Linked DNA regions of Homo sapiens: regions 1, 2 and 3 are each linked to region 4. The links are chromatin loops, found by intact Hi-C in ENCODE. Cell type or tissue: heart right ventricle. All regions are shown on one strand. Links, peaks and the distances in the headings refer to the core of each region. The heading gives the core; the rest is flanking DNA.

What was found. A loop is a pair of places that touch in the nucleus more often than their neighbours do. Peaks named below come from ENCODE experiments on the same cell type or tissue, not always from the same donor. Only the 100,000 strongest peaks of a DNase experiment are listed, where the experiment ranks them.
Region 1: a loop joins it to region 4, with 1.8 times the contacts of the local background. A loop is called at or near these places in 7 of 110 quality-filtered maps.
Region 2: a loop joins it to region 4, with 4 times the contacts of the local background. A loop is called at or near these places in 30 of 110 quality-filtered maps.
Region 3: a loop joins it to region 4, with 2.2 times the contacts of the local background. A loop is called at or near these places in 27 of 110 quality-filtered maps.

What each region holds. Positions count from the first base shown.
Region 1 is chr12:1,560,385-1,568,122 of GRCh38, reverse strand. It overlaps FBXL14 (F-box and leucine rich repeat protein 14), which reads left to right. Exons shown (of 2, transcript NM_152441.3): 2 at 1,313-2,130. The coding sequence ends at 1,375. Among named protein-coding and RNA genes, the nearest start is that of FBXL14, 30 kb to the left of the region's middle. In heart right ventricle, for the core only: no CTCF peak of the experiment used is centred there; no DNase peak of the experiment used is centred there; H3K4me3 peaks cover 379 bases.
Region 2 is chr12:1,580,970-1,585,969 of GRCh38, reverse strand. The region is part of intron 1 of FBXL14 (F-box and leucine rich repeat protein 14); the gene reads left to right. Among named protein-coding and RNA genes, the nearest start is that of FBXL14, 11 kb to the left of the region's middle. RefSeq lists an enhancer at 4,252-4,301. In heart right ventricle, for the core only: a CTCF peak has its summit at 2,288 (motif pointing right); a DNase peak (open chromatin) is centred at 2,339; H3K4me3 peaks cover 487 bases; H3K27ac peaks cover 538 bases.
Region 3 is chr12:1,574,707-1,579,706 of GRCh38, reverse strand. All of the region lies in intron 1 of FBXL14 (F-box and leucine rich repeat protein 14), which reads left to right. Among named protein-coding and RNA genes, the nearest start is that of FBXL14, 17 kb to the left of the region's middle. In heart right ventricle, for the core only: no CTCF peak of the experiment used is centred there; a DNase peak (open chromatin) is centred at 3,088; H3K4me3 peaks cover 1,411 bases; H3K27ac peaks cover 1,899 bases.
Region 4 is chr12:1,275,399-1,283,170 of GRCh38, reverse strand. The region is part of intron 14 of ERC1 (ELKS/RAB6-interacting/CAST family member 1); the gene reads right to left. Among named protein-coding and RNA genes, the nearest start is that of LINC00942, 220 kb to the left of the region's middle. In heart right ventricle, for the core only: a CTCF peak has its summit at 3,925; no DNase peak of the experiment used is centred there; H3K27ac peaks cover 249 bases.

The DNA.
Region 1 (7,738 bases), core at 1-5,000, 290 kb before region 4:
CAGTTTGAAAATGATATGCCCAGGTGTAGTTTTTCTGGCATTTGTCCTGATTCTCTGAGATTCCTGGATCTGTGGTTTAGTGTCTGACATTAATTTGGAGAAATCTGTCATTACCATTTCAAGTATTTCTTCTTTCTCCTCCTCCTGGTATTCCCATTACACATGCTACACCTTTTGTAGATGTCCCACAGTTCTTGGATATTCTGTTCTGTGTGTGTGCGCACGTGTGTGCGCGCGTGTGCGTGTGGGTGGGTTTTCTTTTCCCTTTTCACATGTGGAGGTTTCTATTGAGATAACCTTATGCTCAGAGATCCTCTCCTCAGCTGTGTCCAGTCCACAAATCCATCAAAGCCCATCAGCGGCATTCTTCATTTCCGTCACCGTGCTTTGCTCTCTGTCACTTCATTTGGTTTTTTCTTAGATTCCCATCTCCCTGCTTTCATTGCGCACCTGTTCCTGCATGCTGCCTACTTTATCCATTACAGCCCCTCACATTAATCAGAGCTGCTTTCAATTTCCCGCCTGGTAATTCCAGCATCCCTGCTGTCTCTGAGTCTGGTTGTGAAGCTTGCTCTGTCCCTTCAACATGTGTTATTTGATTCTTATTTCATTTTATTATTATTATTATTTTTGAGACAGAGTACCACTCTGTCGCCCAGGCTGCAGTACAGTGGCGCGATCTTGGCTCACTGCAACCTCTGCCTCCCGGTTCAAGCGGTTCTCTTGCCTCAGCCTCCTGAGCAGCTGGGATTACAGGTGCTTGCCACCACGCCCAGCTAATTTTTCTTTTCTTTCTTTTCCTTTTTTTTAATTTTTATTTTTAGTAGAGATGGGGTTTTGCCATATTGGCCAGGCTGGTCTCGAACTCCTGACCTCAGGTGATCCGCCCGCTTCGACCTCCCAAAGTGCTGGGATTACAGGCGTCAGCCACCGTGCCAGGCCCTATTTGCCCTTTAGTATGTCTTATATCTTTTTCTTGATAGTGGCTGTGACCGGGTAAAGGCAGCTGCTGTAAAGAGGCCGTGAGTGTGCGGTGGGAAGGTCTACTCTATAGTCTACAATCAGGCCTCAGAGTTTTGGTGAGCTTGCACCCCTCAGCTGAACATTCACAAATGAGTCTCCGTCCTCCCTCCCGCCCCCACCTTAAGTGAGCCGGGAGATGGCTAGAGTGGGCTGGCGTGGGAGTTTCCCTTCCCCCAGGTCAGTTAGGCGCTGATAAAGCCGCGGTGGGGTTAGGGGAGGCGACCTCGTTAGGAAGAGCAGAGTGCGGCAGTCTCTTTCAAAATGGTCCTTTTTCTTCTTCCCACTGCAGGAGGCACGAGGGGATTTTTCTCCATTATTCACTGTGAGAACTCGGGGAAGCTCCAGAAGGTGAGGGAGAGGGGACAACGACATGGTTCCCGTGGATCTTTAACTTCCAGACTTGCCCGCTCTGCGCCTCCGGCACTCTGGTGATGACAGCTCAGGTTTCCCTGCCTGTCACTGCTCGGGCAGAGGCTGCTGCCCAGGGCTTCTGCTCCGGTACCTTGTGAAGCTGCATTCTCCTGCCGGTTTCTCCAGTTCTGGGGACAGTGGTTTGCTCTGAGACCTCGCTTCCTTTATGGATCCAAGGAGACTTGCTTTTTCAGTCTGTTCAGCTTTTTACTTGCTAGGATGGAATTGCAATTTGCAAGCTTCTTCGACAGGAAACTACAAGTTCCACACTTTAATTTTATACATATAAATATATACATGTGTACATATATCTATGTACAGGGGTATTATATATATACATATAAGATGATGATATATATAATGATGATATGTATTACTGAGAACGTAAAATATCATTACATAGTGATAGCTGGACACACAAGGAATTCACAACTCCCCAAAGAAAATACATCTGGATGACCTGCCTAGCAGTTTCCCCATGAGATAGAGGAATGTCTACGTATTTCATTCCCTGTTCCTGCCCTGAAACAATTTCAATCACTGACAAATCATTATCATTCATTAATAATGTTTACTGAGTGCCCATATGTGAAAGAAATCCACTCTACATTCCACAGATGCATTTCCTCTCCCCACGGGGTTTCCATTTTAATGGGAACAATGTAGAATATATCTGTCTTCCCTTTATAGATTCCATTTGGGTTTTTTGTTGTTGTTTCTTGTTCTCTCTCTCTCTCTCTGGTCCAGAGGAATAATTTCCTGGTTTTGTAAACTAAACCGGATCATGTCACTTCCATGAATCAGGGAATACTTAATGAAGGAGTAAGGATTTACAGAGGACTGGGGATAAGAGATGGAGGGAAGCTGAACAGAAGGCAAATGAAACTGGTTGAGCCTCTTCAGAACACACAACAATTCCTGGTGGTGAGTCAGTGTGGATGGGGGAATGGGACACCTTACATGGGGATCAATGAAGAATCACTGGGGTCAAAAAGAGCACATGTCAAGAAGATGTCAAACTGATGACAAGCAAATATTGCCCCAGTATTACAATTCCTGTTGCCCCATCTCAAAATTACCCTGTCAGTTTGATGGGATGAAACTCTCAGACCCCGTTTCATACCACAGACACTGAATCCCTATTCCACAGCTTAGGAAGTCCGAAGAAGTAGACGGTATGTGTGTCTTCCAAAGCTGTCTACCAGAGATGATCAAGGTGTTGGAGAACTTTTGTCTCTCTTAATTGTTCTGGTAACTGCTGTGTACAACGAGGCTAAACACTCACTGATAAGAATTCTCTCCCTGCTGCCCCAATGCAACTTCTAGATTGTACACTAGTACAAGAGTCCTAACGCAGTAACTTGCCTACACGCAGAAACTGGCTGACCTGGGCTTTGGGTGTAGGAACCCTTCCTAAAAACATGAGTATCATCCAGGAGTCTAAACAATTTGATGGGTAGACCTTATATTGAATTACAAAGGTTTAGGAGTAGGAATTAGCTAGTCCAGTGGTTTTTTAAAAAAAATGTTTTTAAAGAAGGAGAACTCTATTTTTCCACTAAAATCATATGTTGAAGCAAAACAAATAACATTTATGTAGTTGAAAATTGGGTAGGAGAGGAGATCTCCACTGGCCCCTAAGTAAGAACTGTCTCAAAGTTCTGTCTCGAAAACCACTTATCTAGCCCAATTCCTCAATTTTTATTGTTTTTTGTTTGTTTTTATTTGTATTATTTATTTATTTATTTTTGAGACGGAATTTGACTCTTGTCACCCAGCCTGGAGTGCAGTGGCACAATCCCCGCTCACTGCAACCTCCACCTTCTGGGTTCAAGTGATTCTCGTGCCTCAGCATCCTGTGTAGCTGGGATTATAGGCACACGCCACCCCATCCGGCTAATTTTTGTATTTTTAGTAGAGACAGGGTTTCGCCCTGTTGGCCAAGCTGGTCTCCAACTCCTGACCTCAGGTGATCCACCCACCTTGGCCTCCCAAAGTGCTGGGATTACAGGCATGAGCCACCGTGCCTGGCCTATTTTTATGTTTTTAAACAAGGTGTTGCCCTGTCACCCAGGCTGGAGTGCAGGGGCACTATCATAACTCACTGCAGCCTTGAACTTCTGGCCTCAAGCAATCTTCCCACCTTGGTCCCCCAGCAGTGCTGGGGTTACAGGCACGAGCCACTGCACCCTGCGCAATCCCTCCATTCCTATAGGTGAGGAAATGGGAACACAAAGAAGGCAGGTAAATTACCCAGGGTTACGGGACTAGGGGTAAATCTGGTTCCTGATGCTTAATCCTTTGCTCTTTCTACTATAACCCCCATCTCTGAGAATCTATTCTGAACCCATGGAACTACACGTGGTGATCTTAAGCCACAAAAATTACTGACACAGTGTTTTCATTAAGGACTCCCCCTGCCCTGTCCATTTCCTGAGAATGAGAGGTTTCTAGTTCTTTGTACCACATTAACTCCAATTGGTAATTCTGAATTCCTTCTTGGCAGAAGTAATATAGATCAGATTCCATTAAATGTATTGCTACAGAGAAAATTTACTTTTTAAAAAAATTCAAACCCAGCTTATGGTCTACAGACTTCAGTAAGATTTAATCAGCAACAGTTTAGTATTATACTGCAAAAGAATTTGGATGGTGTTTGGGACATTACTATAAATAGGTTTTGCCTATATTGCGTATATTGGCCTCATGTTGGCACCTTCAGTAATTCCGACAGCAGTTGGCTTCCAAATCCCTCACCATAAAAGTGGTTGCATATTATGAAATCCAACACTGATATCCCAGCATCCCAAGGAGTTCATCCCTATATCTCATTTAGTTATCTTCCAAGTAATCTGCTGTGATATGCAGTTTGCTACCCTGGCACAGACAGGAGGAAAAGAACCATCAGCCGCCCTAAGCCTGCAGTTCTGAGGCTCCCCCAAGGCTTCGATGGGCCTTTCTAGGAGGTGGCTCTGTGATTCCAGCCTCAACACCAAGGAATCTTGGGTTATTTATGAGATCAGAGCCCTTATTAATGTAATTCTGTTCAAGGCAATTTAAACGAATGAAATAGGCATGATGGTGCACGCCTGTGGTCCCAGCTACTTGTGATGCTGAGGAGGGGGATCACTTGAGCCCCAGAGTTTAAGGCTGCAGTGAGCCACGATGGTCCCACTGCACTCCAGCCTGGCAACACAGCAAGACCCTGCCTCTGAAACATTTTTTTTTAATTTAAAAAAAGAAGGGAAGATAAGTGAGAATTTGAAAGCAATGACAGACATATTTGAAAGCTGCAGGGGCAGGTGGAGGCAGCCACGGAGGACACGGTGGGGCGTCAGCTTGTGGGGCCGGAAGTTCCGTGCGAGCACCTAGAGCGAGGTCTCTCATACTCGTTCCCACACCACTGAGATTGGCGTTTCACTAAGGACCGATTGAGGAAGCAACAGCAATGAAAAGGAGGCCACGAGGAATGAGGAAACTGTCTACATGGAGTATAAACTCAAGGCCAGCATCCAAGGAAAACATCAAATTGGAAAGAAAAAAACAGAAACATTTCAGATGGCGGAGCTGAAACTCAGTCTCTGGGATGTGGCGACTTCGGTCTCCCTCTCATGCCTGACAGTGGAGTCAGAACCCTGTCATTTTTAGAGGCTGGGTCCCTGGCACGCGATTCCTCTGGTACAAAAGAACCCACTCACTGCGCAAGTGGTCTGGGCAGGGGACTAGGTGTGTGGGGCCAACTCACATCCCTGACTCCTGTTTCTCAGCCATTAGCTCATATCTGAAACCTGGTATTAGAATAGTTCATGCCGGGACACTCTTTGAACTCTGTTTGCCCTAGTCCTGGCACTGCTGCCCTACAAAGGGAGGAGAATTTTAATAGCATTAAACACACACACACACACACACACACACACACACACACACACACACACACACACAAGGGAAAGAGGATGAAATACTTGTAAAGCTTTTGATAGTATCGAGTCATACACATATAAGCATGCAAGTGGTAGGAGTACTGAATGTTCTAGAACATACACAATACAAGTTGCAGTAGAACTACCTTTTACATTACCTCATGGAGCAGCAAGGCTATGTTAGAGCTGAGAACAAAACTGAGGCTTCTAAACATTTGGGGCTTTTGAATACCTCTCCCCATATATTGTTTTGGAATGACCCCCAGCTTTCTGAAGAGCACGGAGGGTGGAGCATGGCCATCCTGCAGCACTGTAGAAAGAGCAATGGGCTTTAGAGCTCAGTTATGCTGATTGTTTCCTGCGTGACATAGAGCAGACGACCTAGCCTCTGGTCCTGTTTCCTCATCTTTATTTATTTATTTATTTATTTATTTATTTATATTTTTTTGAGACAGAGTCTCACTCTGTCGCCTAGGCTGGAGTGCAGTGGCGTAATCTCGGCTCACTGCAACCTGCACCTACCAGGTTCAAGCAATTCTCCTGCCTCAGCCTCCTGAGTAGCTGGAATTACAGGTGCATGCTACCGCGCCTGGCTAATTTTTCTATTTTTAGGAGAGATGGGGTTTCACCACGTTGGCCAGGCTGGTCTCGAACTCCTGACCTCAGGTGATCCACCCACCTTGGCCTGCCAAAGTGCTGGGATTACAGGTGTGACCGTGCCCGGCCCTGTTTCTTCGTCTTTAAAATGAGAATATGAAAGCCTTCTTCACAGGGTTGTAGTTGGAATACACGAAATGAGATGATGTATGTAAAGCTTCTACTATAGTGCCTGGCGTATAGCAGATGCTTTGTTCATTTGATCAATATTAATTAAGCACCTTACTACATGTCAGGCACTGTGTGAGGTGCTGGAAATAAACGTTAGTAGGAACAGACCTGGCATCTGTCTCCTTGGAGCGTGCAGTGTAGCCACCTATTGTGTCACTAATAGTGGCACTTACTGTGAATGGCCTGTCTTGACTGAGGTGCACAGGTGGTACTTACACAGGTCACAAAGATGAGCAAAGTACAGGCACTGCTTCTGAACTGCTTAAATCTGATTAAAAAGCTAGGACAACCATAACCACATAATTGGATGCCTCTGCCACTAATTAAGTGATCTTGGGGAAATAATTTAACAATTTTGGACCTCAGTTTCCCCATAAATAAAATGAGGAGGTTGGACTGGATTAATGGTTCCCAAACGTGGCTGAGTATCACAATTGCCTGGGGAAGCTTTTAGAAGTACATATTCCAGGGACCCACCCCAGACTTGCTCATCGGAATCTTAAGTGTGGGGTTCAGGGATCTGTAGTAATTTTAAAAATGTCCCCAAGTGATCCAACACAGATATTTTGGTCTTAGTCCATATGTCAGATCCCTTTTAACGAAAGAGTTCTGGGATAAATTACTATAATCCAAAGCCGAAGCAAAGAGTGCCACAGAAAAGGCACCAATACAATATTGTGAGAGTTAGGAAAAGGCAAACATCTCAGGGGAGGCAGCAGCACTGAAGCGGAACTTGAGCTGGGCCTTGGATGAGGGCTGGAACCTGAACTTGAGGGGAGAAAGAAAGGGAAGAGTATGGAGAACTGAACCCAAACATTTGGTGAAGGACAGACTGCTTGAATGGGAATGATGGGATCTAAGGTTGGCAAGGTAAATCAAGACAAACTCCCTTAGTTATTCCATCCATCCATCCATCTGTCCATCCATCCGCCCATCCATTCATTCATTTCAATGACCGTCCATCCAGGCATTCAGGAATGCCTGGCAGTGTGAAATATGTACTATTCTAGGCCCTGAGGGTGGAAAGATAAAGACATAGTTCTGGCTGACCTAGCACGGCTACAGACACCCAGTGACAGAAGCTAATGGTGCTAAAAGAAGTGCAGGGCAGGCTGGGCACGGTGGCTCACGCCTTTAATCCCAGCACTTTGGGAGGCTGAGGCAGGCAGATCATGAGGTCAGGAGTTCAAGCCCAGCCTGGCCAACATGGTGAAACGCTGTCTCTACTAAAAATACAAAAACCCGCTGTGTGTGGTGGTGCCCGCCTGTAATCCTAGCTACTCTGGAGGCTGAGGCAGGAGCATTACTTAAATGCAGGAGGCGGAGGTTGCAGTGAGCCAAGATCACCCCACTGTACTCCAGCCTGGGTGATAAGAGTGAAACTCCGTCTTGGGGGAAAAAAAAAAGTGCAGGGCAAAGGCAGCCCAGAGGACTAACTGTGCCCAGAAAAGACAGACATCTGAAAGTAAAGGAGAGATAACTGGGTGTTACAGGTTCAACTGTGTCTCCCCAAAATGATATGTTGATGTCCTAACTTCCGGTTCCTCTGAAAATGA
Region 2 (5,000 bases), core at 1-5,000, 300 kb before region 4:
ATAGTAATGCAGAATACTAATGCTGGAAGTACATGCTCATGAGAGCTTCAAAGCTAGGAACTCACACATATTTCACATGCTATAAATACCTGCCACACAATCCTTTTATAAAGTAGAATCAAGTTGCAAAAACTCTAGCTATTTTCTCTTCATTCAAGGGCAAAAAGGCTTGACTTCACAGATGTTTTAGTTACAAATCCCACTTGTCCAGAAAGAGTAAAAGGGTCTAATTTGTTAATACTAGGCACCTTCTTATATTTATTACTCCCCCATTTACGTAATCCACACTCCAGAAGGATCAGACCTACCACACAGTGGGGTGTCAACAATTACTCCTTACATCATGGATCTGAGACACTGGAACTGGACTGTGGGAAAACAGTTGAGACCACATTAATTTTTCATAAATATTAATGTGGAATTACTATGGCTTGGAAAACATTGTTTTTCTCATCTAAAAAGGATATGAGGAAATATTTCCTACCAAGGTTCATAATATTTCTCCTTAGGAAATCTTGGCCTCAAACTAGCATTATTTACATACACGTCTGCTACATTTTTTTTTTTTTTTTGAGACGGAGTCTCGCTCTGTCGCCCAGGCTGGAGTACAGTGGCACAATCTTGGCTCACTGCAAGCTCTGCCTCCCGGGTTCACGCCATTCTCCTGGCTCAGCCTCCCGAGTAGCGGGGACCACAGGCACCTGCCACCACGCCCGGCTAATTTTTTGTATTTTTAGTAGAGACGGGGTTTCACCATGTTAGTCAGGATGGTCTCGATCTCCTGACCTTGTGATCCGCCTGCCTCGGCCTCCCAAAGTGCTGGGATGACAGGCGTGAGCCACCGCGCCCGGCCACACATCTGCTACCTTTTTCTAGCCCAAGGCAAGGCTTTCTGAGACGTAGTCACTAAACAGGGAGGAGCCAAAAAAATTAGTCCTGCTATTTCTGAGAATCTCTAGAACAATCACTGAGGCTAAAATTGGACACATGAGTAAAGTAAGGGAGAAATTGTAACAGTTAAGCCCGCAAACGCCCCTCAAATAAATGCTTCATGTTCTCAGATGGAAGACAAGCATTTCTGCTTTCAGTAATTTAAACCTTAACTTCATTGCCCAAAACTCCACTGCTGTGAACAACAACAACGACAAGATGGCCAGTACGTGTGTCTTAAGCAAACAACACGAAAATGACAAGATGAAAGTGACAATTTCTACCTTTCCTAATTTACTTCAGATGCACAGAATTTAGCCAGTTTTCAGGAATCTGTAAAAGCAGGATGGTTAAGTTCTGTGGCCCCCTGAACTTCATCCAGCTGACAGCTGACGGTTGTACGAAGCAGAAAAGGTCTTCAAGTTTCCAGAGCCTGGAGTAGATGGAGGATTGGCTCTTCCAGCCCTAGCTGATGTCTGTGCACTTGAGACAGATGCCCTGCCATTGTGCTCAGGGTCAGATGTCAACAATCAGAACAGCATGACCCCCAGGAAGGCAGCTGGCCTCTCTCTTCCCTACACAGAAGGGTCTAATTTTCAATGGAATCACAAGGGGAACTGCAGAAACTCATTAACGTAGGACACAGGATTTAGCAGCAAACAGCTTCATCCCTGCTTTATTGATTTTTAGAGTTGGGGTCTCGCTCTGTCACCCAGGCTGAAGTGCAGCGGTGTGATCATATCTCACTGCAGCCTCGACTTCCTGAGCTCAAGCAATCCTCCCACCTCAGCCTCCCGAGTAGCTGGGACCACAGGCATGTGCCACCATGCCCATTATTACTATTATTATTTTTTTTTTGTAGAGACAGGGTCTCGCTATGCTGCCTAGGCTGGTCTCCAACTCCTGGGCTCAAGTGATCCTCCCATCTCGGCCTCCCAAAGTGCTGAGATTGCAGGAGCCTACAACTGCTTTCTTTAGAAATAAAAATGTGCATATGTGGGTTAAGAGGTAAAAGTCAAGCACTACACATTATTGAAAGGTAGGGCTGGAAAACTGTTATTGTCTCCTTCTGGACTGTTGCTTCAGCCTCCCCAGCCCTTTAAAAAAACAACAAAAAACCCTCTTACACACAATTTACCTTCCCCATTGTGAAGCAGCTGTGAATCATATCCACACCTGTCCTGGAGTTATTAAAACTAGGAGTCCGACCTTGTGTTTTTCTTTACCCCAAGTTTATGAACATGATTTTAGGGTCCAATATAAGGTAGTACAATAAAGTATGGTTAATGCAAAACTAAATGTCCTCCACTGTGGAAGACAGAAAGTGGAGAAATCCACGAAGTCTGCACGTCCCATGTCTTGGTCTTGTCAGTAGGTGGCAGCATTGTCTGTGAGTTGGAAGCTATTTCCCAAGGGGAACCACAACCTCCTCCCATCTAACAAATCCCCTCTGGTCCTTTCTCTTTCACCCGCACCCGCAAAGTATTTCCTCCAGGCGTAAGAGTTGACAAATGAGGAATTTCACTTCCTGGAAAAGATGAAATTGAATTTTAAAATATCAGTGAGGTTACTCCCCAGAGCCAGGTGTTATTTTGCAGCTCTCTGCTTTTGGAGCTAAGAGAATCAAACATTAACTTCTAATGCTTTTTTTTTTTTCTCTTTAAACTTCTAATTCTTCTTAAAGGGCACTTCATACAAATCCTTCTTAGATTGCCATATCTGGGGAGTTTGGGAGGAAGAAAATGGGAAAAATTTTAGTCATACATGGAGGTATCAATTTAAACAGCAAGAAAAAGAGCTAGTTTTTTTTATTACAAAAGAAAAATCAGAAGTGTATCTGTGAGGACAAATTCTAGAGAGCCTTTCAGGAAAAAACATTTTAAAATTTTAGGAGTATCTTTTTTTTAATTTTTTTTAATTTTTATTAAAAGGAGTATCTTTATTGCCCAGATGAAGACATCTTCATAAAATATAAGAGAGTCTATGAAGATGAAAATAATAACAGCCCTGACGAAGAAGTAAAGTTGCTTGTGTGACCTAAATTCCTCCTACAGAAAACTGACATTAGGACAAGGTAGCAGAACTTACAAAAATAACTTCTGAGCCAATGTAGCCAGATTCCGTAGAATGGCACAAGAAGAGACAGGCTGAGGGCAGGAGAGGCCTTCGGGTCTTGCCCTCCTGGTACTCAACAGCCTGGCCTCGGGGAATCAAACTGTGAGTGGGAAGGGCAGGTGTAGAAGTGGGAAAAAAGGTGGAGGCAGTTATCCCCTGCAGATGCTTCTACCAAGCTGTATTGGCTAGAGGAGCCACAGCTTATAAGCTCTGTAATATAGACGTCATTTTTGGTTAGAGAATAAATAAAAAAGGAAAAGTTTCAGGGACTTGGGGCCTGTGCATAAGGCAAATTACATTCATTCCTGGCACCATCCGTGAAGGTCTTATGAAAGCAGAACATCTCCCTGCGCAACTTTTGGAAAGTAATAGCTGAAATATGCCATTCTTAGTGACTACACTGAAAGAATACAGATTCAGGGAAGGCACCCCAAACAGAGAATACAGGTTGTAAAGGAAAGAAAAGCAAACACGTATCACCCTGCACAAAGCCAAGAAGAAGAAAACGGGGCTGGCTGAGGAGCCAGAATGAGAACTGAGTGAGGGGAATGTGTGAACGCTGAGGACCAGCAGTTCCTAAAGCTGCTCCTCGGAAGAACTGGGAGGGCTGCTCCTTGATTCATAGCCTCCAAGAACAGCTTTCCTGGACTCCGTTTTCTTTCTCTTTCTTTTCTTTTCTTTTTCTTTCTTTCTTTCTCTTTTTCTTTCTTCTTTCTCTTTCTTTCTTCCTTTTCTTCCTTTCTTTTCTTTCTTTTCCTTCTTTCCTTTCCTTCCTTCCTTCCTTCCTTCCTTCCTTTTCTTTCGACAGAGTCACTCTGTTGCTCAGGCTGGAATGCAGTGGTGCAATCTCAGCTCACTGCAACTTCTGCTCCCCGGGTTCAAGCAATGCTCCTGCCTCAGCCTCCTGAGTAGTTGGGACTACAGGCACGTGCCACCATGCCTGGCTAATTTTTGTATTTTTTAGTAGAGACAGGGTTTTGCCATGTTGGCCAGGCAGGTCTTGAACTCCTGACCTCAGGTGATCTACCCGCCTCAGCCTCCCAAAGTGCTGGGATTACACACGTGAGTCACCAGGCCCGGCCCTGGGCTTCATTTTCAAGAAGGTAGGCCCTCTTTCTGTAACCACAGAAACAACCTTTGAATTTGACTCTAGACAAATCTCTTGCGAATGTGGCCACTGGGCTGGCGTGAGGATGTTGGTGTGACTGAGACCTCTGAGGTGGCAGCACTGCAAGCCTGAAAATGTCCTACGGGAGGCATGTGGCTGTCACTCTAGTTCTGTGCTCACAGCCGTCAGGACCAACGTTGTTTTCATCCACACCCCATTTCTGCCGGGAAGCTAGAGCAACAGTGTACAGAGGACACATAGGAAAAAGCATTTCCGGGACAGGCCGGCTCCGACATTCCTCACATGGGCCCTTCAGGCAGCAATTACTCTATTGGCTTCAACATTCTCCATCCAAACCACGTGACTCCAGTTTCTGTGCTCCGTTTTGCAGAGGAAGGTATAGCTGAGGGCTCCAGTAATCCCAAGATGATGCACGTTTCTCTTGTAGGGGACCTTCCCCAAACCCTCTCCCCAGGAGGTTCCCGTGGCTCAGTCTGCAAATCCACACAGCCCGGACACTGATTTGCAGGCTGACAGCCACTGCTGCTGCTTTCCTAACCTTCCTCTGTACTCTTTTAGCTGCTACCAGCACACCCACCCCCCACCCTAAAGGTGTCCATTCGCCCATTAAAGGACTCCAGCATGGCCATTTCCCAGTTTCTGAATTTCCTGTCGCCGTCTATGAAGACTGTCGAGAGGGGTCGAGTGTTGTGGGTGGGGGATTCCAGGCGACGTGGCCACACATAACAGCAATGAGGCCAGTCCCACGGCCGTCTACACACTGAAGCAGGTATCAACAACACCTTGCAGTCCTTCCTGATTTGGGCTGCCTTCCGCTTGATACTTC
Region 3 (5,000 bases), core at 1-5,000, 300 kb before region 4:
AGCCTGAGTAATAATTTTCAGGTCCTTTCTTCAAAGTTCCTGAAATACTTTTGGTCAAAAACAAAAAATTGATAACTACATTTTTTTTTTTTTTTAAATGGAGTCTCACCCTATCACCGAGACTGGAGTGCAATGGTGCGATCTCGGCTCACTGCAACCTCCCACTCCCCTCAAGCGATTCTCCCACCTCAGCCTCTCGAGTAGCTGGGATTACAGGTGTGCGCCATCATGCCCGGCTAATTTTTGTGTTTTAGTAGAGACGGGGTTTCACCATGTTGACCATAGCTGGTCTTGAACTCCTGACCTCAGGTGATCCACCCACCTCAGCCTCCCAAAGTGCTGGGATTACAGGCGTGAGCCACCGTGCCCGGCCCAGATTATTTTTTAAAACCTCTGGTTTTGTTTTCGTCAGTATGATGCCTTATTGATATATTTTTGCTTTACTGACATTTTTGGTTTGCCCTCAGAAGATCCCTAAACAACTGAGAACTGGATAGAGAGAAGCACAAATACTACATTGAAGGTATTATATTTAATACTTAATGCAAAGATCATATTCGTATTTTATGTCGGCTTTCATACTTCTTTTGGGGAGTGTTACAGGAGGAGACCATGTCGTTTCCCTAAAGAAAGCAAGTAGAAGTGTGTTATCTGGAGCCCCCTCCCCAGATAATGACAGGCTCGCTGAGGCACACCTGCTCCTTGTCCCAAAAATGTTGTAAGAGCTTTTCTCCAGGAGTGAAAAAGCTTCACCCGACTTTACATGAAGACGAGCACCTCTAGAAAGGTGAAGGGATAGTCACGAGCAACAAAGCACACAGTGGCATGTCTCTAAAGCAAAGCCCACCGTGGTCTGACTCCTTAAAGGAGGAGGGAACTGTGAGATAAGTTACAGGGAGAGCTGCTCCGAAGCCGCCCCTCATGGACACCCCTCCTGAATCACTGCACAGATGCCTGCTTAGTTCTTTGCTTATCATCGTTATTTTAGTCTTCATCATCATTCTTCAGCTTCTCTGCGCTTTTAACATACCATGTTGGACAAACTATCCATTGTTTTATTTTATTTTAGAGACGGCGTCTTGCTCTGTCACCCAGGCTGGAGTGCAGTGGCGCGATCTCGGCTCACTGCAACCTCTGCCTTCAGGTTCAAGTATTCTCCTGCCTCAGCCTCCCAAGTGGCTGGAATTACAGGCGCCTGTCATCATGCCTGGCTAATTTTTGTATTTTTAGTAGATATGGGGTTTCACCATGTTGACCACACTGGTCTCAAATTCCTGATCTCAGGTGATCCACCCACCTCGGCCTCCCAAAGTGCTGGGAATACAGGTGTGAGCCACCACGCCCAGCCAATATCCATTGTTTTAAAAGTCACTCTTCCTACTAGAAGAGTAAAACAGCATTTTAGAAACAATAATTTGATAAAATAGTAGCAGCAATGCATCTCACGTCTTTCAGGGCCATTGAAAATGTTAGTACTGTGGAATGTAATCATCTTTCAGACTCTCTATTAGAGGTAGCTAAATAATTCAAAAAACAAGATGAACATAATTAGAATTCAGTATAAAATGTGTGCTTTCCCATTAAAGAAAATTTTGTTCAAGGCCTAAAAACAGAAGGAAATTATATCGCAGTTATGAAATGTTACGTCTAAAGTTCATTGTGTCAAACTGGCATACCTAAAATAGGTGGGAAATGCCCCTGAATCCACGGAGAAAAGAAGTATCAGCTTCTCCCAGCCACGCTAGGTGGGGTAACTACAGGGGGCGATGGAGCTTCTCTGCAGTGTTTTTGTTAGCTCCTCTGTTTATGCTCTTGATATCCAAGAGCGTGTCTACCCTGAACTCCTACTCAAATATGTTTAGCCTTTGTTGTATTGCTTCCGATTTCTAAGTGATCCCAGTTCACTCTTTCCCATCATTTTTGGGGCATACTTACCTGTTTCACCTGCCATCTCCATGCCTGGTCACCTGAAGTCAGTGTCTGCAGACCCTGCTTGGGATGGTCTCTGCACTCCTAAGGTGAGCTAGCTCCCTGCTCACCCTGCCCTGCCCTCAACGTCCTCTCGGGCATCTCCCGGCAGCCATGAATGCTCCAGAAGCATTCTAACTCTGCACTCTGTTTCCTCCAGCCTGGGGGCGGGGGCAGGTGAGTGATAATGACCATCACTGTATTTGACTGGCAGTCTTCACACCGCAGGGTTAAAAAATTATTTTTACTAAAATATGCCTGCCTATTCAAGGCTGCTCTTTAAAATAATACATAAGTCCTTTTTTTTTTTTAAATCCTTATTTAAAATTCCTCCAGAATAGGACAACTAGATGACAAGGCAAAGAGGAGCTCTTGAATCTTCACCTGACCCCACTGCCCTCCCCCGAGGAGGGGCTACATCCTTTGGCCCCAACTCCAGAGTTCCAACAGCAGTGAGGTGGCAAGTGCCCCACGCTCAGCGCGGCTAGGAGACTCTTGCTCTCGATTTGTATACGATCATGAAATGAAGCATCTGTCCACACAGGGCAGGCCCCCAGAGGGCCTATGGTGAGCAGGCAGTATCAAGATTCTCTCTTCCCTGGCCTCCTGCTTAAGCATTGCTAGAAGTTTCTTCCCGGGAAGGATGAGGAGTTTATCCAGGCAGCGCTGACAGCCAACGGCAGGACTGATAAAGCCTGTGGCTGGCTTTATCAGTAACACAGCTAAGACGACTTTAAGAGCCCATAAAAATGCTAACAAATATTCCTGCTGACCAACGCATTGCAGCAGTTTCACAATCACAAAATCCTGCCGGTTTATTGGGATTAATTACTAACTAATAGTTAAAATGCTAAAGTTTATGAATGACTTTAAAAAAATACAAATTAGTGTGGATTCAGGGCTATCTTTCACTTAGTAAATATTTATTTGGCAGCTTTTACAGGCCGAGTCCCCCGCCAAGGGCTGGGGCGACAGAGCACCATCTCCCACTTACGCGTATGGAGGTCTGCTTTCTTGAGTGGGAGAGAAAGAAGTGGGGTTTTACTGGGAACTGCGCCCAACCCACAGCCTGATTTATCTGTGCCGCAGCCTGCAATCTAGATAGGCCCCATGGGAGTGCGTCTCGTGTATTTTAGGGGGAAAATAGTTGGGAATTGCTGCTTTACAGAGCTGGGCTTCAGATTCTTGGCGCAGAAGGGAGCCAGCCAGTCCAGATAAGGAGCGGGAACTGAGGTTAACATGTATTCAAGACTGAATTCCTTCTCAGTCCCCGAGCAGTAGCTCCAGAGGGTGACAGCCTCTGCATTACTGCCCTCGTGGTCTCTCCCCACCTTCTTGAAGCTGCCCTCGATGTCAGTTTCAACCTATTTTACTGGTACAGAAATATGGAGGAGTGAGGGGCCAACCCAGCACTCAGTGACTGACACTGCCGGCCCCCACGCTGTCCACCCCACCACGGGCACTGCCACCCTGCCTTCTGCTCTGGTCGGTTTAGTCTGTAGAGACGTTATCAGCATAGCACAAGCTAAAAGGTCCCCCAGGGAGGCCAAACCAAATCAGGTCCTTGATTTAAATGACGATTTAAATCACTCCCTGCTTCATCTGCAGTAATTTTGTTTTATTAGATAAAGCGTTTGTGGGAAGAAAAGGAAATATTTAAGGTTTCCTCCCGCTGTCGTAGGCTAGTTAAGTGTAAACAGAAAAAACCTGTTGGGCTGTGCTGAGGCATTGCACACAATTTGTCATGTGCATCTCCATGAGGACAAAAACACACATCCAGGCAGGCTTCCTCAGCAAGAGAAGTGCCTCTGAGCATTTCCTCAGGACAGGACCTTTCTACTGAAGATCCTGCGGAGGGAGGAAGTTCAGAGTTCATGCCAAACCTGACCCCAGGATCCAGGCAAAGACGGTTCCCTAAGGACACTACCACAGAGACAGTGACCCTCTCATGACGCTTCCTCAAACATGATTGCACACACTCCACACTATTTTCCTACCGAGAAACCACCAGGTGCCTTCCTAAGCTCCCACGCCTGTTGGCTGCAGATCCTGACCCACAGCATGGGCAGAAGCCAACAGCAACCTCCTGCGGCAAGGATCCCAGTGTGCTTGGAGCTGGAGAGGGCCGATTCGGAGGATCCCAGAGTCCTACAGGGGCTTCAGACAGGAGATTCCGAGGGGGAGTAGAGCTGTGAGCACAGGGTATCACTGACCAGTGAGGAAGAGGGTGTTTTCCCCACGGGATCCCGAACGGCACAGTGTCAGTGTCTGCTCAAGGAACCATTAACCCCAGGGATGCAAAAGATCTACTACTTATGGCTGGAATACGGAATATTCAAAACCAGATGGACAGTTAGGTCGATAGATAAGACAGATAGATAAGATTAGAGAAATAAGATAGATTACATTGATAGAGATAGATTTAGACAGACACAAATACTTTCTTTTTGTTCAACTGTTAATCATCCAAACTACTTTTATCTCAAAATGAAATACAGCAAACCCAGTGAGCAAAGGAGGATGGAGCTGTAGGGGATCTTTATTTTTATTTAAATAGAAGTTTTTTCTCCCTTGGGGTTTTGTTTATCTGTCCATACACATCCATAGAAAAATATTATTCTTAGAGTCCTGAGGCTGTTCACATTTGTTTGCACAGACTTTAAAGGGCAAATAAAAGACAAGCAGAGATATTTTTCAGACATACTGTTGTACTTAGATGATGTGTTTAGATCCCTCCTTCTAGTTCAGGAGCAATTTGTTCATTCATTACTGTCCAAAAAGTACTTTCAAAATATTCTACTAAATTTATCAAAGATAATTTTTTTTTTTAAAAAAAGCTCCTAACTTCTCAAATAAACTCGTACCAAATCCTTTCCAATAGCCACAGTAATACTCACATGACACTGAAATGACCCTCAGGACACCAGGGGCTGTGACAAGAGTAAGTCCCCAGAGTAAGGCGGGATTCTGCTGGCATGGCCCGCTCCCACAGCCTCCTGCCCACATCCAGCTGTTCAAGCAGGCACGAGGCA
Region 4 (7,772 bases), core at 1,547-6,546:
ACCAGATGGTTTGCTTAAATCACAAGCTAATAAACTTTTGCTCAGAATAAGAAGGGAACAAATTATGACTTTACCACAGACCTATTTTCCTTAAGAAAGCAGCACAACAGGGGGCTTCAGAGGCTGGCAAAGCCCGCTTCTTCAAGTTTCCCACCTTCTTCTGTTCCACAACCAGGAGAAAAACACTTTTTGTAGTTTCCAAGATGCGTATGGAAAATCTTGTTATACTCTCTTGGGAGAGTAAAAGGCGTAAGTCTCCACAAGAAGAAAACAATTAGAAGAAAAAGGGAGTGGTACAAAAAGATTATCCAGAGGTTCAGCAGTCACCATGCAAGCCAGATTGTCACTTGAGAAGTCCACTGGTTTCCCTGACTAGAACAAAGTTCCAGATTAAAACCTACTGTTTTATAATTATGAAGAAAAAAAGGTAACAAGCTCTTGAGTGGAGGAGCATTTTTGAAGTATTAGTGAAAACATATATACACATATACCTACATACATAAATTCTATCATCCTTTCCTAGGAAATTCCTTTAGAGGATCTCACAACTATTGCTAATGAAAATTTGAATTTACATTTCCCAAGAGAGCTTTAGGCTATCATTTACACTAGAAATCTCTTTTTTCCAATACGTTCTTTTTGCCAACTCATGGTAATTCTTTGACAAGATATATACCGGCAGTACAGTATTTTATAACTATGGAATAACTATAGTTATTGCAATAATAATTACTTACATTATTTGTCTACTTTGAAGTACACTGTTCTAAGTGCTTTAGATGTATTGTCTCATTAAAGCCTCAAAATGATCCTATATGGTGGGTATAAAGTATTATTATCCTCATTTTTATGGCAAAAGAAACAGGGTTAGTGGGTTTAAGTGCCTTGTCCGAGGTCATACAGAGAAAGCAAAGCTAGGATTCCAAGCTGAGTAGTCCGACTCCATCCTGCTGTACACACTGAGCGCTGCTTTGCTACCATGTATCAGTGTTTACCAAAATCACCCACAATGGTATCTCATGAGTCACTCTGGGGAGTGTTCCCATTCCCACTCTTTTTAAAAGAGAGTGGAAACGTATCAGTGTGAAAGAAATGCTTCTTTTTCAAGCCATCTCAATTTTCCTTTTATTTAAAAAAAAAATCAACTCAGAAGGCTTAGGAAGATAAATCCCGTAATAAGCACTCATCACTCCTAAGTAGGGTTTGAAAAATAAGACACAATAAAATGTGGATGCACATTTTCAAAGCAAACATCCCCCTGCTGCTATGACCCTCAGTATCTTGCGTCACTGATGTTAGAAAGAGGCTAAGACGGGCCAGTGTTTCATCACTGCCAATTCTATTTAGGTGACTTTGACAGCACAGCATCAAAACTAAAAAATAAATACCTGAATTAATGCCCTGAAAACAAACTATCTTTTCAGCAGAATATTATTTCATTTTTTCTATTTTTAAGTCAGCCTACATCATGCTTTGACAGCAAAATATTATTTATCTCCCAAGATTTGCTTATTTCAGCAACAGATTGTAATGGAATCAATTAACACAAAAAATTAATGATCTACTGGGTACACATAAGCTCCTGGAAGAAGGGAGGACAGAAATAATCTAAGTAATAGATTGCATTTTCTTCCTCCAGCAGTAGTAACAAAGAAGATGTGGCAACCACCATTTTATGCTTTCTTCTGCATCTGGGTCTGAGAGCTCTTAATATTTCATTAGGGTTTGTGACAAATGTCTAATTTAGGAAATGAAATATGAATAGAGGTGGAATGACAAAGACCATCCCTAGAACTCTGAGCTCTGATAATTTCTCTTCTGAAAAGGCATTTTTTTTTTGCTTTGCTAGGGAGTTAACACAATAGAATAAAGCAAGTGTTGAATGGCTATATAATTTGTCCAGGTTTTGGAAAGAAATTTCCTTCTTAGTTTAAATAATCTGATCATCTCAAATGGAGAAAATATTTATTGCATTTTATTCGGAAAACAGCAAACAAAACAGACCATGTAGGGATTCAGCCCTTCTTCTAAGATCAAATGAAATAATGTGAGTAAAACAGACTCAAACACTTTCCTTAAGTTTTTAACAAAAATAAAAGTTCACTGCCATTTTAACTGGAAATTTTAATTCTTCTCATTTGCAATGGTGAAAAAAACCAAACTGCCACCTAGAAATAAATAAAGTTGACATTTCATTAATTAGACACACATTTTGTGGAGAAAATTTATTTCAACACAACCCTGGACAGTTGTTAGAAACACAATGTTGGCAAATAAAATGACACTTACTTGACCTTATCAAAAGTATACTATTAGCCAAGGGAGAAAAGTAAAAGGATGGGATTTTATGTCTGGTAACCCTAGGACACCAAGAGGGAAACTCATAAACATCACGTAAGTGCGTGTATAATATGTGTATGTATGTGCATATATGATACGTGTATGTTTGCGCATGTCTGGTGTGTGTGTGTGATTTTGGCCATAATAAGGCTCAACACTTGTATGCTGCCTTTGTAAGCGACTAAAACCCTTGCAAATACTTATCTCAATGTGAGGTGGTGAGTGGATACTTGTGGGGATAATAATTTCTTCCATCTAGGTGAGATTACAGATACTTGGAGAGATTACAAAACTTATGCCAAATCACTGTTAGTACACAGAACAAGGATTAGAATCCACGTCACTTGACTTCTAATCCGAAGCACTTTACATTAATTTTAATGCATCTTTATTCATTTATTAAAGAGGGTAGAGACAAGAGGAAGGGACAATTGAATGTCCAAATAGGGCTTGGGACATGACACACACAAAAACTATCTGTTGAATAGGATAAATCCCACCGTGCACATTTCTCCAGAAAAAAATATCTTTCATTGAAACATCCAGGAAGACACAGCCAAGGAGAATATAAACTGCATATAAAAATCAGCGGGAAGCCATCTGGCTCCCAAGGCTTTACTTTCAGCCGTATCTTGGATGACTGCTTCTATGATCAATAACTTGGTTTATCAAACTTCTCAGTAGGAGAAAAGAAATAAGAGCCAAACACCCCAAGAACTCATTACAAGCGAACGATATATCCCTTGGTATAGATCCACCACATAGACTCCAAGAGTGCTTCCTGCTACAGAAGTTGCTCTGCAGTTTAGATAGAGTATAGGGTATAAAAACATGTCTGGTCGGGCACGGTGGCTCACATCTGTCATCCCAGGACTTTGGGAGGCTGAGGAGGGTGGATCATGAGGTCAGGAGTTCGAGACCAGCCTGGCCAACATGGTGAAACCTCGTCTTTACTAAAAATACAAAAATTAGCTGGGCATGGTGGCGCACGCCTGTAGTCCCAGCTACTTGGGAAGCTGAGGCAGAAGAATTGCTTGAACCCGGGACGCGGAGGTTGCAGTGAGCCGAGATTGCACCACTGCAGTCCGCAGTCCGGCCTGGGCGACAGAGCGAGACTCCGTCTCAAAAAAAAATAAATAAATAAAATAAAATAAAATTAAAAAAAAAAAAAAGTCTGCTTTGAAAACCAGTATCCATAGACTTCTGGCAGTCATTTCTGGGGTTTAATTTTGGATGTGCCAAAGGTTTGTTTCCACTGGACTTAATTTTTTCACATCGCTCTAACTTTTGAAAACACAGATACAGTCCTTTTGCTGAATAAAATGAAAACTCGAGCCTAAATTTAAAGGCATAGATATTTCCTGGACTTCCAGGACAGTAATATCATGTACTACTTTGTCAAAAAAATTTTCTGGAGGTTTTTCTAGAGGAAGAAACTAAGATAACAACAACAAAAAAAGACAAATCCAAATGCATTACTTGAAGAGCGACTACTCATGTTTCTAGAGAATTTTTTGGTCATACTATGTCATGGGGTTATTTCCTGGGGGCTTCAGTTCTGCTTCAGAATTTCTTTAGTAGTTATCTACTGACCCCATCTGGTAAAATTATAGAGGAAGTTACAGTCGTTAAAGCTTCTGTCAACTCGATTTCTAAAAATTTTATGTAAAGAGATATTTTAAGAGAAATAAGAAAATAGGAGATCAGGGCAAATGAATCTAAAGATCTTTAGCTTTATCTTCCTATACACATAGGATGAGAGAGAAAACATACAATTAGGAAAAGGTCATGCCATTCACTTAGAAGGATTTTAAATTCCAACTAATTTACACTCCAAGTTCATGTTGAGTATAAAATCTCCACTTTTTTTTTACTGTTATATTATTTATAAAGTTTTCTGCTTTCTTTTTCAAGTATACTAAACATTACTCCATCTTTTAGGGCTATCCGTATTCTAAAAGAAAGAGTTCATGTTGCTGCCTTTTCCCTTGATTGTTAGCACTCTGACCTTTTATTAAGGGTTCTATTAAAACTCTAAGGCTTTTTTTATTGTTTAAGATAAACACAAGGTAATTATTTTAAAATTGTATTCAGCAGAAAGGGATGAATATAACTTTAAATATAGTACAAGGTAGCTTCAAACTTTAAGTACAGAGTTACTAAAAGTGGAGAAATGTCCGTTTTAACCATGAAATTTAATCTTATGATTAAAGATTTGTGTTGTTTTCTAATCTATCAATATTCAGAATCTGATTCCATTAAAAGGGCTAAAAATTACACGAAGAAATGGAAGGTTTTAAAAACACACTGAGTTTCATTTTCTTCCCTACTATTTCCAGATTTTTTAAGGTGGCTACAACAATACTATGAAATTTCAACTCTTTTTTTGGACATTCATTCTCTGAGACATTGAGTTTTTAAACCTCCTGTCATTAGAACATATCTGGGTAATTTCCATTAATAAATGGATCAAAATGCAGAGTGCTGGGTTGCCATTACTAGAGACTTTATCATTCCTCTAACTTAAGTCATTTCATACATCTTTCAAAGATCAAAAGAAGGAGAAGTCTAAACATGGAGATTTCTGGTAGGGCAGGGTACAGCCATTTAACAACTTCTTTCAACAAGCCAGAGATGGCAGAATTCTCTTTGAAGTGGCAGCCCTGTTGGCTTTTGAAGTCCCTTGTCAATTGCAGAATGGCTGTGGTGGGGTTTGTTTTGTAACCAGCTGTCACCATGAAGGCAGACATGACGTATTTCCAGCAGTCTCACTTCAGGGTCTGTCAAGTGACTGATTTCATAACCAGCCACCATAACAAAGGGGATTCAAACTCCTTGACAGCAGAGCGAGAGTCTACAGTGAAACCTACGAGGTTCCTCTTGACAGAATTTGATTGAAAGACTGAACTGATTACACAACGGCAAAGAGAAGATGATCGTGAACTGTCATATCTCTTAGGTACCTGAAACATTAAAAATATACTTTCTATATGCTTATCAATATCATGTTCCATAATAACATCTTACATTTTAAAAATGAAGTATCTTTGAACAACAGTATCTACAATCTGTGCATTGACCAAACATGATGAACTTCTGCAGAAACCAGTAAACTGCTTTACAAGCACCGTTTATGTTACCAACGTAACACTCTATTTTTTTTGTAAGACAGAATGATTCTACATAGTTCTGAATAACGTTTGTATCTGTAACACTTTTGGACTGCTTAGCTACTCATTTCAAGAATGTCTCACAGAAATCAGTTAAGACTTATAAGAGCAAGCAAAGAAAATGAATTTAGGATATGTTAAGAAGAGATTTCTGTAAACTATTAAATGTAACCCATTACAGCACTATATGAAATGAATCAGTCTTAATAATATTATGAACCTATTTCCAAGTCCGGGAAAGATGAGGCAAATCTTGAAAAACCTAATGTCAAATTTACCAGTGATGATCAGAAGCATCAGTCCCACTAAAAGGAAATAAAGTAGGATCAAAAAGATTTTCAAATGATTCTAATCAGTTTATACCTGCTCTGCAGAATGTTTTGAATTATTACATGTTTTCATAAACATGGTGGCCTGGTACTTCCGAGTGGAAGGCTCACTGCTACATAAGACTTTCAGCTAGTTCCCACTAGCTAAGAGGTCAACAACAGTGGGCCTACAATTTTGCACATTCACTTTTTGAGACATATAAGCCCTCTGTTTTGCCACTGAAGGACAGGTCAGGGATAATAATGATTTCTAAATTGTATTTTTCCACTCTGGCTACCATTCTTTAAAATCAAGCACAAAAATGTAAATAACTTTCACATAAATATCTATTCTAATTCTTTAAATCTACAATTCTGACACCTTTAAGTTCTTCTGTTCAGATGAAAAAGTAGTTTATCAAATCCAGTGGAAACGCAATTGCAACAAAGAAAACATTTCAAAACACTGTTTAGATAAGTATAAAAATATGATAAAATTACCATTAAATCCTAAATTGTTTAGTAAGTACAGTGATGCTGCAAACATTAAGTCAGGACAAAATTTCATTTATTCGCTCATAATTTAATTACTTAGTAAATATTCATTGAATGCCATTGTGTACCAGGTGCAATGGTAGACGCTGAGGATACAACAGTAAATAAGACACAGCTCCTGCCCTCAAGGAGCTTTCATTCTAGGAGACAAAATGGAGACAGTCTCTTAAAGCAATAGGTAGTAAATACGTAATAATAATGCAGTGTTATTAAAAAAAAAAAACAGGACTAAGTACAAGTGCAGTTGAAAAACATGAGAGGCTGGGCACAGTGGCTCACGCCAGTAATCCCAGCATTTGGGAGGCTGAGGTGGGCAGATCACCTGAGGTCAGGAGTTCGAGACCAGCCTGGTCAACATAGCGAAACCCCGTCTCTACTAAAAATAACAAAAAATTAGCTGGGCATGGTGGCGGGCGCCTGTAATCCCAGCTACTTGGGAGGCTGAGGCAGGGATAATTGCTTGAACCTGGGAGGCGGAGGTTGCAGTGAGCCGAGATCACGCCACTGCACTCCAGCCTGGGCAACAGAGAGAGACTCCATCTCAAAAAAAAAAAAAGAAAAAGAAAAAGAAAAACAAAAACATGAGAGAGACATGTAACTCAGACTTGGAAGGTCAGAAAAGGTTTTATGGAAGAAGTAGGATTTTTCCAGACAAGGGAATAAGGTAAGGTTGAAGAGATTGCTTCACTCAGAAGGAACATGTAGTTTAAGACATGTAAGCCCTTCTTTACTCTTCTGAAAAAGGACCCAACAAGAACTGGCACTTGTTTTCGACCTAGAAAACATTACATATATCTGAGAATCTGTTGTTTAACAACTGAATAATATTATAAAGAAAGAATGTACCAGAGTGACTGGCAGACAGTAGGTAATCAGTAAGTGTCAGTAAATCTACAAGAATTGTAGTTTGTATTAAGAATAAAAGGTACTCTGCCTTCTGACACAAGTGGAAGCCTGAGACCCTCACCAGAAGCAGATGCGGGCATCATGCTCCTTGTACAGTTTGTAGAACCATGGCCAAATAAACTCCTTTTCTTTATAAATTACCCAGCCTTAGGTAATTCCTTTATAGCAACACTAAATGGAATAAGACAACCATCCACTTAAAGATCCTCGTGATAAGAAGCGTAGAAATCAACCTTGCCACTTCCCTCTCCTCTCCCTCATCATCAACATGCAATTGACCAGCAAATCTTGCTGAGTTTATCTCCAAATAGACCTCTCCATCTCCTTTGCCATCACCCTACATGTCCTTGGATTATATGTTTTCCTAACATGTCCTCAGCCCTTTCTACCCTTACTCTCCTATTTATTCTTCATATAATTGCTGGAATACTCTATTTTTGAGATGGCGCAATCTGGACTCACTGCAACCTCTGCCTCCTGGGCTCAAGTGATT